2 separate regions of the Mus musculus genome follow, and region 1 is linked to region 2. The links are chromatin loops, found by intact Hi-C in ENCODE. Cell type or tissue: left cerebral cortex. All regions are shown on one strand. Links, peaks and the distances in the headings refer to the core of each region. The heading gives the core; the rest is flanking DNA. Region 1 overlaps 4930438A08Rik (RIKEN cDNA 4930438A08 gene). Region 2 holds the start of 2210407C18Rik (RIKEN cDNA 2210407C18 gene).

The links. A loop is a pair of places that touch in the nucleus more often than their neighbours do. Peaks named below come from ENCODE experiments on the same cell type or tissue, not always from the same donor. Only the 100,000 strongest peaks of a DNase experiment are listed, where the experiment ranks them.
Region 1: it touches region 2 in a loop (1.9-fold over the local background); 2 of 42 quality-filtered maps call a loop at or near these places.

The regions. Positions count from the first base shown.
Region 1 is chr11:58,281,215-58,289,541 of GRCm38, forward strand. It overlaps 4930438A08Rik (RIKEN cDNA 4930438A08 gene), which reads left to right. Exons shown (of 7, transcript NM_001374705.1): 2 at 5,281-5,510; 3 at 6,160-6,272; 4 at 6,999-7,200. Gm39827 (a long non-coding RNA gene) reads right to left here. Exons shown (of 4, transcript XR_001780091.2): 4 at 3,086-3,096. Among named protein-coding and RNA genes, the nearest start is that of 4930438A08Rik, 11 kb to the left of the region's middle. In left cerebral cortex, for the core only: no CTCF peak of the experiment used is centred there; no DNase peak of the experiment used is centred there.
Region 2 is chr11:58,610,355-58,618,681 of GRCm38, forward strand. 2210407C18Rik (RIKEN cDNA 2210407C18 gene) reads right to left here and starts at 3,138. Exons shown (of 6, transcript NM_144544.2): 1 at 3,062-3,138; 2 at 2,452-2,541; 3 at 2,160-2,273; 4 at 1,625-1,780; 5 at 324-458. The coding sequence starts at 2,524. In left cerebral cortex, for the core only: no CTCF peak of the experiment used is centred there; no DNase peak of the experiment used is centred there.

The DNA.
Region 1 (8,327 bases), core at 20-8,019, 330 kb before region 2:
TCAATATCATTTCAAATCCCCCCTTCTTGCTCTTTACAAAATATACAAGAAAGTCAGGCATAGTGGGTGGTACATGTCTGGGCTCCCATCGAATGGGAAACTGAGGCAGGAGGATGCAGAGTTCAAGGCTAGTCCATGTTCCAATGTAAGAGTCTATCTCAAAATTAAACAAAAGCTGGGCATGGTGGGCTCAGGCCCCACCTCCAGCACTTGGGAGGTAGAGGCAGGAGGATTAGGAATTCAAAGGCCAGCTTTGACTACTCTGAGTGTGAGGCTAGTTTGAGCTACCCGGGATCCTGTCTCAGTAAACAAACAAAAATATATTAATTAGGTTGTCAGTTAGTTACCTTACTGTAAAAAATTAGAGCCTTTTCTTTTGTTCTTTCTCTCTCTGTTTTTGGTAGTTTTTTTTAACGTATACAACACACACAATATATGTGTATATGAGTGTTTGCTTGTACATCTGTATACCATGTATGCAGAAGTAAGTATTGAATCCTTTGGAACTGGAGTTACAGATGCTCAACTGAACCTAGGTCCTCTGAAAGAACAGCCACTGCTCTAACCAATGAGCCACCTCTCCAACTCCCCCTTGGTAGACTCTTGTTTTTATGAGGCAGGCTGTAGTCCTGGCTGTTTTAGAATTCCCTCTGGAGATCAGGCTAGCCTCAAACTCTGAAATCTGCCTGTCTCTGACTTTTTATTTATTTATTTATTTATTTATTTTTGAGCCAGGATCTCATGTAGTAAATTCCAGACCAACCTGAGCTTCTTTGAGTGAGGTCTTATCTTAAAGAAACAGATTCAGGAGGTGAGATTTCCGCATCCAGTTCCTCACTTGCAGATTTTATTCATTTCTCCAACAAAGTCATTACACATACACCCACAGTGCTTCTGTGGCCACACGAAGCTTAGCGTCCATGCAAACGGGCAGGTCAGACATGGCTCCTGATTCCAGCAGACACGTGGATTTCTCGTGGTCACCCCACCGAAGACACAGCCACTCTTTAAAGCAAAGGGTGGGTGGAGGGACGCTAGCGCTGTGGATCTGGTGCCAGCTTCAGCTTGCGTAGTAAATGCCTGTGGTAGCCTGGGCCACCACAGGCTTCCTGGCTCCGGATTTGTTTTTCTGCATGTAGTTGGGGACTGTGGGTTGTTGTGCTAGATACTCCCGAAGCTCAAAGATGCTCCTGAAGTTCAAAGATGCTTTGTTCTCCTCTGCTCGACTCTGCAGTAACTGTGTTGGAATGGCTCTCCAGGGCAGGGCAACTGACAGAAAAAAGAGAGCAGCCCAGTGGAACTTCCTCCACTCAGGCAAAACCAGCTTGAGAGAAGTTGTGTTTCCCAGAAGGTCCAGCCTTTTTAAAGGGATTGCTGGTGATTTCAAGCACCATTTTCCAGCAATGCAGTTAAGATGATGGGTGCATACTGTATGAGTGTGTTAAGGTATCATATTGAATCATGCTCGTATGGACAATGCATAAATGCAAATTAGTGCCTCACAAGGGAGCAAAGAGGGAAACCCCGAGACTTCCGGTTTCCAAACCAGTTTGAGTCCACTTCCTTAGTATTCACTAGTTCCACTCCTTGAAGAAAAAAAAGAGATGCGTGAATCCAAGGTGTGGAAAATAGGCTGGAGTTGGGTGGTGGTGACAGTGATGGCGATGATGGTGTGTGTGTGTGATCATTCCTCAAAAAATAATTATTAAGTCAGATGCCTAGTGTGCAGGTTCACAGAGGGAGTCTGGAGACTAGGGTAGGCCCTGAGGAAAGCAGACAGAAACAGATTGTAAAGGTGAGTCGAAGGATGAGCGGCAACAAGTCCAGACGAAACCCTGGCTCCTAGCCGCAGGCCTGGTGTCTGTGATGATTGCAGAGGTTGGAGGAATACCTCTGTCCATGTGTCCTTCCCTCTGTCTACTCATCCACTCCTCAGCCCACCGTCTTTCTGTCTGCCCATTCCTCCATACGTGTATTTCTCAATTGCTGGATGAACTGTTAGGAGCTAAGCTCTTGCAGATGAAACTGAATCCTGATTCAAGCTGGATACGACAGGTTGAGCAATTATCTAACGTATCAAATATGCGTATTGAACAGGAACAGAGGGACTCGGTGCTGGGTGGGGTGTCTGAGATAACACTCAGTCATACAGAGAAGGCAGTTCCTCTGCGTCTGCTCTCTGTAATGCTACGACGTGTTTCAGTGGCAACCTATGCTCTTGGAGAAAGGTACCCAGTCGATCTTCTCTTCACCAACCTGGGAAGATGCAGAGGAACAACCTGTATTAGTCAGCTCAGACTGTAAGAAAATACCATAGAGTACATGGATGGGTGTCTCAACGAAGGTATTGCTGGTGGGTTTGGTCTCTTCAAAGGTTTTTCATCATACCTTCCTCATGGGTATTGCCTTTTGGTGTGGGCATCTCTGATGTTCCTCTTTAGTGTTCACATTTCCTCTTCCTTTTTATTAATACAATATTAGTATTACTTTTTTGAGCATTTCATACAATGTAGCTTGATCATAGTCACCCCCAACTCCTCTCCCTAACTCCCCAGACCCATCTTCCCCTCCACACTTTTCTTCTTCTTCTTCTTCTTCTTCTTCTTCTTCTTCTTCTTCTTCTTCTTCTTCTTCTTCTTCTTCTTCTTCTTCTTCTTCTTCTTCTTCTTCTTCTTCTTCTTCTTCTTCTTCTTCTTCTTCTTCTTCTTCTTCTTCTTCTTCTTCTTCTTCTTCTCCTTCTCCTTCTCCTTCTCCTTCTCCTTCTCCTTCTCCTTCTCCTTCTCCTTCTCCTTCTCCTTCTCCTTCTCCTTCTCCTTCTCCTTCTCCTTCTCCTTCTCCTTCTCCTTCTCCTTCTCCTTCTCCTTCTCCTTCTCCTTCTCCTTCTCCTTCTCCTTCTCCTTCTCCTTCTCCTCCTCCTCCTCCTCCTCCTCCTCCTCCTCCTCCTCCTCCTCCTCCTCCTCCTCCTCCTCCTCCTCCTTCTTCTTCTTCTTCTTCTCCTCTTCTTCTTCTTCTTCCTCCTCCTCCTCCTCCTCCTCCTCCTCCTTCTTTTAGAAGAAGCTATCTCAAAATAGATGTATGTCCTTTGGCTCTTCCGATCTTTCCACACCCCACACACATACCCTGTCTTCCTCAATGTTCCTTGAGCCTTAGTTGTAGGGATTGTGTTGTAGATGTATCAGTTGGGGCTGGGTACATAACAGTAGGTAGTTCTCTGTGTTTTGACCAGTTGTAACTTTCTGTAATAGTCTCTGCTCCGAAAAGAACCTTCTTTGTTAGGGGATGAGAGTAACACTTCCCTGTGGGTATAAGGATAAGTATTTAGGATGCAGTAAGAAATTGTGCCAGTTTAGGAAAAGGTTGGAGTTCTCCTTGAGGGCCATGGCTTACACTCTTCCTCTTCTTATGAGGATATCTCATCGGAGGAGGACCCAGCTTGCAGCTTCGTTTGAACTCACTCACCTTTCAAAGGTGATCATCCCTACATAGAGTTGCAATTTTAAGATCTTGTGGTTTAAAGCCTCAACATATAAGTTTGGGAAGACTCAGTTTGTCCCATAACACAGACAATAGCTTTTTCTTTTCTTTTCTTTTCTTTTCTTTCCTTTTCTTTTCTTTTCTTTTCTTTTCTTTTCTTTTCTTTTCTTTTCTTTTTTAAGATTTATTTATTTATTATATGTAAGCACACTGTAGCTGTCTTCAGATGCGTCAGAAGAGGGCATCAGATTTCATTACAGATGGTTGTGAGCCACCATGTGGTTGCTGGGAACTGAACTCAGGACCTCTGGAAGAGCAGTCAGTGCTCTTACCCGCTGAGCCATCTCTCCAGCCCCGACAATAGCTTTTTTTTGTTTGTTTGTTTTTGTTTTATCGAGACAGGGTTTCTCTGTGTAGCCCTGGCTGTCCTGGATCTCACTCTGTAGAACAGGCTGGCCTTGACCTCAAAAATCTGCCTGCCTCTGTCTCCCAAGTGCTGGGATTAAAGAAAGGTGTGTACCACCACTGTCCAGCCAGACAATAGCTTTGAAAATAAGAATTCACCAGAGCTCGTATATCTAGCTGCATATATAGCAGAAGATGGCCTAGTCAGCCATCACTGGGAAGAGAGGCCCTTGGTCTTGCAAACTTTATATGTCCCAGTACAGGGGAATGCCAGGGCCAAGAAGCGGGAGTGGGTGGGTAAGGGAACAGGGTAGGGGGGAGAGTATAGGAAACTTTTGGGATAGCATTTGAAATGGATATAAAGAAAATATCTAATAAAAAAGTAAAAAAAAAAAAAGAAAAACAAAAAGAACAACAAGAACAAGAATAACAACAACAACAATGACAAGAAAATGACAGAAAAAACATTTTCACCTTCCCAGAAGATATCAATTGCAAATAGTTCCTTGGTTAGGGGTGGGACTTTGGGCTGGCTCCTTTCTGCTTCTCTATAGCATTAGAATTTTTAATCATCTATGGCTTCTAGAAGGAACACTATCTCCTCATGCAAAATACTTCCAATCAAACTATTTCTTAACTTTTAATAAGCTTATTAACTTGTAGGTTTCTATATGCTTTTTCATATACCTTTAGTGGAAAAATAAAACTTAAGTTATACTTAAAAAAAAAAAAAGAATTCAACTGACACAAGATGCACACCTTTGATAGACTCTCAGAGGAAAGGTCTGATCCGCCTTTCCCACAGCTGAGCCAGAACTGATAGAACTATGTCAGAAAACAAGTTCAGAACACAGGCTCACTGCGGGAGGCATACTCTAACTTCAGGGAGCCATGTCCATCTCTTATAGGCAGCCCTGTGATGATCCATTGGGACTTGGGAACCTGATGATCTATCATATACATTTTGGGGACTATTTGTTATATAAGGTTTCAGGCTCCCGATCTTTGGTCTTCCACAATGGCTTAGCTAAGGGTCGTCTCATGACAGACAGTCTATCTACCTCAAATAGTGGTAGAAATGGAAAAAAAGCCAATGTGGTAGCCAGGTCTACGTCATCTGTGTGCATGGCAATCCCACTGACTGAAGGGAAGGAAGGTGACTTGGGCAGACATTCAGCCTGTGTCATTCCCTGAGTGAGAGGCTTTGGTACCTGAGGGGCATTTGCGGGCCAGCAGGAAGAGTGGCAGGTAAACTTGGGAGGACCCGTGACTAAGGCTCTCTTTGGTAGGGCAGTGCCCGGTACGTTGAGTCATAGGTCCAGTGATAAATCTTCCTCAGATCAAGGGTTATGGCCAGTCCTCCTTCATCCCTAGGCATTTGCTTACTTGCCCTATCCACAGCTATGTTCCCAGGCTGGCTGGCTCTCATCTTCTTGTCTGTGCTGAGCTTGGATACCCAGGCCTTCAACAGAAAGCTTGTCAAGTGCTTTGAGGATCCCCAGTATGAAGAGCTGCTGCAGCTGGCTCGAAATGGACTGGGACAGACAGCCGAGAGGAAGCAAGTGGTGGTGATTGGGGCAGGCATGGCTGGGCTCACTGCTGCCAAGATCTTGCAGGATGCTGGCCACCAGGTATGTGATGGAGAATCTCTTGTGGGAAGATTAGGCTCTAAACAGGGAGGCAGCAGCCCAAGCTATGGACATTCCTTGGAGCTGGGGCCAAATGAAGCTCTAGGGTTCTAGGGTAGCTGGGGTAGGAGGGCAGATAAGCTTGCGCAATAACAAAGGCTTAGCTTCAAAAAGAGGCAAGCAGAAGCTAGTGCTGTTGCTTAGTGATAGGGGGAGGAATGCCCTGTGGTTTCCATCCTCAGTACTGAAAAAGGAAGGAAAGAAGGAAGGGAGAGGGGGAGGGATGGATGGAGGAAGGGTAGAAGGGATGGAAGGTTGGAAGGAAGGAGGGAAGGATGGAGGGAAGGAGGGATGGAGGCAAGAAGGGAGGGAGGAAGAGATGGATAATGGAGGGATGGAGGGAAGAAGGATGGGAGAGAAGGAAGGAGGGAAGAAAGGAGGGAGGGGAAGGGAGTCAGGGAAAAGGGAAGGGAAGGAAGAAAGGAAGGGAAGGATGAGGGAGGGAAGAGTGGGGAGGGAGAAGTGAATGGATGGATGGAGGGATGGAGGACTAGGAAGGGTAGTAAATCTGAGTCTGCCACAGGAGGAGAGGATGTTGTGTGGAGCGTATGTGACAAGCTCCATTGAGTTTATTAAAGAGCTGTCTTTCCAGGTGACTGTGCTGGAGGCCTCAGGGCGTGTAGGTGGCAGAATTGAGACTCACCGAGTTCCTGGAGCACACTGGTATATAGAGCTGGGTGCCATGAGGATCCCTATCAATCACAGGTACTCTTGAGGACAGTAGTGGCAAAGAAGGAAGGCTAGGATCAGGGCTGTCACACCAAGAGGCCAATGCAGACACCAGTGGATGGATGGAAGCCTAGGGGTTAGCATCTGACTCAACTCATTTGCCAGCTCCAGGACTGCCTAGGAGCCTCTCCCAGCCTTGGTGTTTAATCCATGTGAGAAGATAACTGTACTCAGTTTGTCTGCCAAGCAGCTTGGGCTGAGGACCCCATACGACAGGTGGTCCAAGATAAACCTGCTGCAAAGTCAAAAGCAGCCTACTGAGTTTGCAGATGACAGGAAGCCTAGCTCCCTCCCAGTAGGACCTTTCTGAATGGGTGAGAAGTTTAGAGAATGCAGCTAGAAGGTTAGGGAGTGGTGAACATAGCCTCCAGGAAGGATGGCTCCAAGGACACACTCTAGGGACAGGGACACCCCTCACTGTGCCCCCAGGAACTGGAGTAGGCTCATTTGAAAATGTGAAGGTTGCAGATTCCACACAAAATGGCAGAGATCTCTGCCAACATAGAAGGTCACTAGTAGGGAGTCTTGGCTTCATAGTTTGTAGTTTCATGTGATAACCAAGGTCCCTAGCATCCCTTTCATGGGAGGAAGGGCCGGGGTGGTCTTGGTGAATCCAAGGCGGACAGGAAGTAAGCCCAGGGTGCAAGAGGCATTGTGCTGTTGGCTCTCCGAGCCTGAGGAGTCTCCAACTCCCTTTCACAGGCTTTCTCATGAACTCATCAAAAAATTTGGCCTGATGCTAAAGGAATTCTGCCCTTGCAACAACCAGACCTGGGTGCTGGTCAATGGAGTTCGGCAGCGCTCAGGGGCAGTGCAGGCCGACCCTGGCCTGCTGGGTTACTCCGTAAGAGCTGATGAGGTGGGGAAGACAGCAGAACAGCTCTTTGATGCATCGCTGAGAAAGGTAAGACAAAATGAGGGGAAACCCTCTTCCCTCAGAGCCACCTTGCAGAAACACCCTCAAGGTCTTCTAGTTCCCCAGGGAAGAGCTTTGAGTCAACCTCAGATCCATGAGTGCAGGAAGCCTACACCAGATTGGCTATTGTTGGCCTCCCTCCCTCTCATGACTCTGTCCCATGTCAGCCACTGGCTCTTCAGGGAGTGTATTCTCAGACCCCAGACATCCCTGCATATACAGACATGTACGGAGTAGCTACCATAATATCATCATGGTGGGATGAGTTCATTGCAGAGAGAGATCTACAAGCAGGACTCTGGGGTTGGATGAATTGTGTGGCCTCTCAAAAATTATTTGTGGACTCCCTTCTCCTCTCTATATTTCCAGAGCCTCTTGTTCCCAGGTTGTTGTGAGTATTAGGTGATTGGGATATGTCTCAGTGATAAGATGGTGGCAGTCGCAGGACCAGTGCTTAGATCACAGTTGTCATCATGACTCAGTGGGTTGTCAAGGAAGAGCAATAAACAGTCTGTCTGAACCGCCTGCCCACCTTTTTGCCTGGCCCAGCAGTGACCATGCCTTTGTCTCATCTGACCCATGGCCTGGAGGGACCCAGTATGATGAATGAGCTCAGTGGGAAAAGAGAGCATTCCCTGGAGGCTTTTGCCCAGGTGTCCCCTAGTGCTGTTGGGCACACTCAGCTCAGGATCAGCCTGCCCAGTCTCTCTCAGCAGCTCTGTGAGGCCAGGCCCTCTGGCTCCTACATGCTTCATGGTTGCTTAGAAGTCCACAGAAAGGTCAATGCAGGAAAAGGCAGTAGTCTCCTCACAGGCAGGAACTTTAAGTCTGACAGGGGAGCCTGGACACCTGCCTTTGCATACCTGGTGTCTATTCAAGGAGAGGAGAGATTCCTACCATGCCAGTTTTAGGACACAATTCTGGATCCCAGAACTCATATAAAGTGTCACACACACACACCATGCACACCCCCCCTACACCACACACATACCACACATGCACACCACACAAACCACACAAACCACACACCACACAGACACCACACCATACACACCACACAGACACCACACCATACACACCACACACACACCACACCATACACACCACACAGACAC
Region 2 (8,327 bases), core at 243-8,242:
CCCCAGGAGGCACCCTGAGCATCTGAAGGACCCCAGACCCTGATGACAAATCACACTGCCCCAGGAGACATCCTGAGCATATGAAGGACCTCAGCTCCTGCTGACAGCTCACACAGTCCTAGGAGACACCCTGAGCCACAACCAGTGCCAGTGACATGCTCAGATTCTAGACCTGCAGAAACTGGGATTCATATTTGCTACTTTTTAGCTGCTAAGCTTTGGATACACAGACCATCCACATTTTAAAGTAACAAGCAATAATAATAATAATAATAATAATAATAATAATAATAATAATAATAATAATAATAATACACTCATACCTCTGCTGGTAACCTCAATACACCTTTTCTCTGCCCCTGTGCACTTTAGGGGAGTTGTCGTGGAGCACGTATTGGTTTTATTATTGTAGCAGGCAGGACATTCAACACCATTGACTTCTGAAGATAATGGAGGCACTGAATGGAGAGAAAAACGTTTTCATCTTGGGAAATAGAAAGAAGAAACAGCTGAGAATATGTCTATCTACTGCTCATCTAATACAGGGTTTTTCCACGATTCTACCAAAAAGCGTTGCAGTGAGGATGAGCTGGGAGGAGGCTCAGGAGAAGGCACTGGGGTGTGAGTGCCAGGTAGGACCTCATGGGAATTCAGAGTTGTCCTCACTTTCATCAGTTACTCTACTCTTTGCCTTGGAGGGAAAGTCCTAGATAATGGGAGAGGAGAGGATCTGTTTTCTAAAAGTATGCTGTTCAAAGAGTGAGAGATGACCAAGTTGTGGTCCACACAGACCTGTGCTCCCAGCTACTCCAACTTTGGTGGCTGAGGCAGGAGGATTACTTCATCCCAGTAATATAATGCAAGCCTGGATGCATAGCAAGACTCCATTTCAACAATACAAAATCCAAGATGAGTAATGAAGTAGATGAGGAAAGTCTCTTCACAGGAGGAGCAGAGAGAGCAGAGCAGAAAGAGCAGAGCAGAGAGAGCAGAGAGAGAGAGCAGATCAGAGCAGAGAGAGCAGAGCAGAGAGAGCGATCAGAGCAGAGAGAGCAGAGCAGAGAGAGCAGAGTAGAGCAGGGCAGAGAGAGCAGAGAGCAGAGCAGAGAGCAGAGCAGAGAGAAGCAGAGAGAAGCAGAGAGCAGAGCAGAGCAGAGATCAGAGAGCAGAGAGCAGACAGCAGACAGCAGACAGCAGAGAGCAGAGAGCAGAGAGCAGAGAGCAGAGAGCAGAGAGCAGAGAGCAGAGAGCAGAGAGCAGAGAGCAGAGAGCAGAGCAGAGCAGAGAGAGCAGAGCAGAGAGAGGAGAGAGCAGAGCAGAGCACTTAAACCTATAGATTCACTGAACCTACTTAGAGAGTAGACCCCGGACCAATTTCTGCTGCCTCGCTGTTTCTCAGTCTGCAAACGCAAGTGTGTGCACACATATCTCAAGAGCAGGGCTTATATCCAACCCAGGCCCTTACAAATAAAGGTGTCAAGCAAAATGGGAAGGATAGGCATCACTGCTGCTGCCCATAAGCACAGAGATAGACCCATGGAAGATAGAGGAACCCTGAGCAGGTGGTGGGGCACAGACCCTAGCTGTGTTTATGTGTTGGGACACAGACAGGGGGTATACTCACGAGTGAGATTTTCTTTGTTGCACTGCTCACCGGTGCAGCACTGGGTCTTGTATCTAAATTTCTGTCGATTCCCCAGTGTTGCTGAGAACTCCAAGGCACATAGGTTTTGATATGAAGCACACCCTTTTTGCTCAAGTACTAGGTTTGTATCTGGAGCTGCAGGAAATTGAACCACCAAGAAAATTTTCCTCCTAAGCTAGTGGTAAATAATCTGTTCCTTCATCCCCTCTATCTTGAGTGTTGTACTTTCTCAAGAGTCTCTCTGCACTAGTCTCTCGAGAACAAACCAACAGAGCATGGACCACTTGCTACAAAGGGAGTGACTAGTGGTAAGGTACTCACTTAGCAAGCATGATGCCCTGAGTTTGATCCCTGACACACTAAAAGAGTGCAGTCACTCCCAAATGGTCCTGATCATGTAGAGTCTAGGGCCTACAGCAAGCACATGCTCCATCTCCACCCAGCTCCTAGTCTCATCCTGGAAAGGAGGCAAGGATGAATTGGAGGATGCTCAAGGTAGCGAGGGTTGGCTTACATGGTGTTTCCAGTTTCTGTATTTGGCTGAAGCAGCTATAAGAGGTTAGACAGGTACTTGTACCCCCAAGACAATTTCCATTTTCACACGTAGCTTGTATACACGTGTAACTCTCTGTAAGGAGGAAATGTACATCATTTAAAGGGGAATCCCAAAGCCTTGTAGTGGATTTTGCTTCGGAGTCAAGAAGCCATGGGAGGATAAACAGACTACTGGAGTCTCATGGGGTTGGCTACCTCCCCCAGGTACTTGACTGCTTACCTCCCCTTTGCGTTGCTTTGTTTACTCTTACCTACAGAGCAGACAGCTAAGATGCTAAGGACAAAAACTGTGAGGAGGCTTTTCAGGATGGAGGACCAGCCCATGGTGAAGCTTGTGAACACTGCAGGAGATGCAAGTAAGAACAATGGGATCAGAGCAATGGGGCTCAGACCTGTAATCCAGCAATCCACATACTAGACTGTGTTCTTTGTCCATGTATTCAATCAATCAATCAATCATCAATCAATCACCCCTTCACTCATCCTTTCTGAAAGCCCAAATTTGCCAAACACTGGTTTTTCTAGATGTGGCCATTTGGAAGGATGCAAAACTGGAAAAGACTCCATATCCTTTATCCAGGCATGGGGGATGGGGATGGATCCCAGGAAAGGACTTTCAATTAGGAGGAATTCTTTCATGGGACTGGAAGGCACTAGATCCCCTTCCACAGTTGACATGGCCGAGTCAAGAAACAACTCCTCTGGAGAACAGGTGGAGGCTCTGTGTGTACTACAAATTTCTGGGCCATGGTGCTCAAGAGCAATCAGACCCTTAGCTAATGACATGGCTTCACCACTTTCTAAGTCACCTTCCCCCTAATGGATGGCCTCCACCACCAGGTCCACACTAGAAATACTCACCAAGAAGGCTCTTCTGAAAGGACGGCCTTGAGCTGGAGAGGAAGCAATCTCACCTAGAGAAAGGATGAAAGGAGGACTTTCTCTGCCTCCCAGTCACTTTTATAGCCCAGAGGACCAATGCCTGGCAATTAAGACACTGTAAATAGTATCTTGGCATGACGTCAAGTGCACTGCACTTCCTGATCTAGAGAGAGAGACTGTGAGAAGAGTTTTTCCTGAACTTCTGGTTGGTAGGGAAAGGAAGGGAAGGAATTTGTAATGCTGCTGTGCCTGAAGTAAGCCGCAGAACAGTTTAGAGTACTTGAAAGTTAAAAAGTATAGGAATTGTCCTGTAGTGTGTAGCTACCATCCTCCATTGTTGCTTGGGGCAAATCCCCAGAGTCATTCTCTCTCCCATCCTTTCCTTTATCCCTAGAGTCTATTAACTTCTCTGCTTAGAAGGGACCTGATGTGTCCCTCTGTAATTTCACTCCCCCTAACACACACACACACACACACACACACACACACACACACACACACACACACACACACAGCCCGTCTATTTATTTTTAGGCTAGCCTCTTCTTAGGGCATAGCTTAGCAGCCTTCTTATTTACAGTGGAGAGAAAGGCTAAGCTAGAAGGACTCACACTTCCTCTAGTCATCCAGATTTTAAACACATTCTTTCAAAATTCAGGTGCCAAGTTCCCCCTCCCAGGGAAGACAGTGTGCAGAGTTTTGAAGAAGGTGTGGGTTACAGGAAAGGAACAGGGTTGTGCATGTGCCTCAGAAGCTGGGGTGTGAAAGAAATTAGGAGGAACACCTAACAGTCATAGAGGGGACCAACTAAGAAAGGGCATCTGTAGTTACAGAGACCAGCAGAGACTCATCTGGAACTTCCAGTGTTCAAAGTAAGTTGACAAAACATTTCCCGGGTCATAGAAACATGAGCTGGGAGTAGACTTGCCACACTGGCAGGAGATGCTGAGTGAAGATATCATGGGTCCCTAATGATGAAGCCTATCTCCCTTCCTGTTCAATTGCTCAAGATGATGAGACAGCAGCCAAAACATGCTGTACACCCCCTGCCCCCACCAAATACAACGAAGGCCTTTTCAAAGAGTCAGCTTGAGTCTTGTCTTCCAAAGAAGGAATTTGGCATTGCTACCTTGTGGCATTTCATAATGTGCCCCTCATCACTCCCATCCTATCACACACCTGCTCTCACATCTCCCAGGGTCAAAGTCATAGCTGGAGACTGTATTTTATGGTTCCCTATTGATTCAGCTTAATAAGTTTCAAGTTGTGCAACTAGTACTAGACTGTGAGCTCCTAATTAGCTGAGAACAGAGATAAGGTTGGTGACTGCCAGTTGGCTCAGGGCCAAGAGGCCAGACTTGCAGGTCAATGGCCATTTCTCATTAATAGATTGGCTTGGACAGTGCTGAGCAGAACAGCAGCAAGCTGAGGCCACTGTCATTCATCCATGGGGAATGGGAGCATGGCTCTCATCTACCAAGCATCACAGAAACTCTTCCACCTTCTCCCAGGGCAAGGTCTCAAAGAGACTGCTTACATATGGCAGAATTTGGACATAAAACAACAGAAGTTGGATGGGCACTTAGGATAAAAGGGCCAAGGAAGTAACACCCTAACCCTGACTTGTCCCAAGACCAAGGACAAGGGACAAGGGAAAGAATACCTCCAATCCATGAAAAAACCCACCAATCCCTGAGCTTGCCCCAAGATCAGGTCACAGAATACCACCAAATCCCAGGCCACCCTAGAAACTCTGCCCTTCACCCCCTCATCTCTATATAAACCCTGCCTTCTGCTCAGTTCCTTCCTGCTTCTTGCCAGAGCAGAGGTAGCCATCCTCTTTTGTCATTCCTCTTGTTTAAGGCTTGTTGTGCTGTGTGACTTTGTGGTATTCTTTGGCTCCTTACAGCCAGGACACCTTTCCCCTCAGAACCATAACACTTACAGATAACCTCCCAGGCTAAAGAAGAGTAGAGATGAGGCATGGAAAAAACCTAGAGGCCTCCCTCTTTTTGATGTGGGTCAATACACATTTAGCTTCAGAGAGGTCCCACCTATTCCATCTAGAGCTCAGTTCTGAGTTCATTCTTGGGGCCATAAGTGACATTCTGCCTGATATCTCAGACAAAGACATTTCTCAGGAGAAAAAAAGATGTCCTCTTGTGGTCTGCCTCCTGGGAGCAGTCCTAAAAGGGACCTATGCTGCCTATTCTCCAAGCTACTGTGCTGTTCTGATCTTACAACTCCAGCTCCCCAAATCTCCCTTGTCAGTGAGAATATCTCAGTTACACATTTCTTAGTATGTAGCCCAGTTATGCTGCGTAACTTTAAATATCAACACTAGAGTAATCTGGTACCTAGGCCATGAGTCTACAGCTGATTGAGTAGGAAGAGAGGAACACAGAACACCAAAGCTAAGCCTTTGGAAGACTGGAGTGCATTGCCAGGTATTCATTTTTTCTGTGTGTCTCTAGATCTGTTCCCTATTTAGCACCCACCTGTTCCTAGTAGAGACTGTATCCTGAGGGATGGAGTAGGGGAAGGCAGAGTGTTGGTGGCCCAGCCCAGTCAGAGTGAGCAGCAAAAACAGTAGAAGCTTCCATCCCTACCCTGACCTGACTCCATCCTTTGGATTCAGTGGGAGTCCAGCTCCTGTCCCTAAGAGGACATTTCCAGGGAAGGGAGAACAAACCCAACATACGGGTGGGGCTTCTGACAACACCAAGTGCAGGCAGGTGTCAGGGTTAGTAATGACAGGTTCACATTTGTATACACATCTTCACCCAGTACCATGTTCTCCAGAGGATCACTGTGCATTGCCAAACTGTATGGACTCCATTGCTAAATGCTCTGCGATCTCGTGGCCTTCTTACTTTCCTTCCTTCTTGGTGATGTTTTTGTATCTGGTATCTTGGCGAGGTGCTGGCCACAGCAGGCAAACTTTCTTAGAAGAAATACCCCTGGGTCCTACCTGATCACCTTCAAGTCTGGCTGTGCAACACACGATAGCATGGCCAGGAAAGCAAGGGGCTCTAGAATGTTCCCCTGACCTTGGGAATGTATCCGTCAGTGCCCCATGGTGCTAGGCATGATGTTACTCTACGCACAGGAAGCCATGGCTGCCATCAAGCAAGATGAAGTGTTATGGAGTTTGTGACCCCTGGGAAAAACACATGGACTCAATCCAATTATAGTGAAAAGGTTTATTAATTGCTAGCAGGACAACAACCTCTGAGCTATCTTTGAGATTGCCATGAAGAAGGGGTATGAGGAAGGACTTTATAGGGAAAACCACAGGACAATCTTCAATATCTAAAGGAAAGACTTTTAAAAAGGAAAACCATAGGACAATCTTCAGTATCTATGCAAACAAGGACAAACTGTTCTCTTCCGCCAAGTTAAGTGATCAAGGCAACTCAAAAACACTCTTTGGGTATCTGTAAGAAAGGTACAGAAGCAAAAAACAAAACAAAACAAAACAAAAACAAAAAACAAAAAACAAAAAACAAAAAAACCCCACAAAAAACAAAAACAAAAGCAGCTAGTCCTATTATCATAACAAATTCATGGCGGTACAGTTTTGAGCAGGGGTCATTGAGTCTGAGTTACTGGGAACTTATCTTCCAGGGACTGGAGTCAGAGAAAAACAGCTGATGGGTACCAAGATGGATGCCTGGCATAAAATGGCTAGAGCCTTATCAGAAGAAATTAGGGCTTAGGCCCTGGAATAGAGCCTCTGTATTCTTCTTCTTTGCTTCACTCCTCACTCCTTCCCTTTCATCAATGGTCACCCCCCCACACACACACACACACTTCTTTGGTGAAAACAGACTCATGAGAGGCATTTGGGAAAGCAGAGATGACTGGACAGTGGGAAGCACCAGGCCCTGTCAGGCTTTTAGCATGGAGGTCCAAGCTGGCTGGGGACTTCTGTGGTAAGACAAGAAGCAGGCTGAAGCACCTGAGGTGGCCTCTCCTGAGGTGGCCTCTCCATGTTCATTTGGTTTTGCGCTTCCTGGAATCATTGGGGATGCCTTGGAGGCCTAGAGGTTTGTTCTTAGGAGCTCTGTGTGTGCTCTTGGCTGAGGGGAAGAAAGCTTGAGAGTGAGAGAGTCTGGCTGACAACTCCCTGAACACACAGTCTTAAGGCTTCAGAAAAGACTTGGCTTCCCAGCACGAGAGTCTCTTGACTCAGACAACTTGGGTTTGCATCCTTGTCCTCTTGTGTGATCTTCACACAGTGACTCAGGTTCTCTGTGCCTCAGTTTCCTTAAGAGCGGAGAGCCTCTCACGGGTGTTTATGAGGCTTACACAGTTATAGGAGAAACTTACAGCAAACGATGCCTGGCTGCCTGAAGCTCTCAGAGTGCTGGCTGCCCTCATTGAGATTATTTATTTACCATCTACTCTGTGCCTTCCCTGCTAGGCAACAATGACAGTGACACACCTTCATTTCAAAGAACAGAAGTGAGGAGACAGAGGCAGGGACTTGAGTAGGACATCTCCTGCTGAATAGGCTTACCAGGAAGCATAAGAAAGGGACCTTGTTTGCCCTGGGCCAAGAGTAATCTAGGGAAGGGAGAGGAAACCCAGGGTTCCCTGCCACTGCTCATCATTGACTATGCTCCCAATTAAAAAGGATCCTACTGCAGCAGCTGATACAAGTCCTTGGAGGCCAGGTGGGGAGCCTGGAGTGTTCCAGGCAGCAAGGCTGCTAGAAAGTACAGAGAAGGCTGGGCCATGGGACCTCTGGACTAAAACCTTCCTGGAGGAGGAGCCAGTAGCCCACTCCAAAGCCCAGAAGACACAGCATCACAACACCCCCTTCCCAAGAAGGAAATCATGCCCAACATCCTTAGGAAGTCCCTGAGCCAGGCAGAGAGCGTGCAGCCAGATAACAAGTGTTTATAAGCATCTCCGAGGCAACAGAGCTAAACAAAAGAAAAGGGAGGTTGTCCTTCGCCATCACCAGAGAGGGAGGTGGCTCCTGTACCTGGCATGAGGTTGGAGGGGGGTGCGATGTGGAAGGAGGGCATGGGTTAGATACAGAGCTGGCCAGCTGGGCATAGGAGATCAGGCCAAGTGGGAGTCCTGGGGTAAAGGTCAGCTCTAGGTAACACCTGCCACTGTCTTCCTCACCTTTCATATCAGCACTGACGCAAACCAGGCACATTTATCTTCAGATTCCCACTAAACCACCCTTTGCTCTCAGAAACTGAAAGTCAAGCCAGGCAGGGTGCAGCTA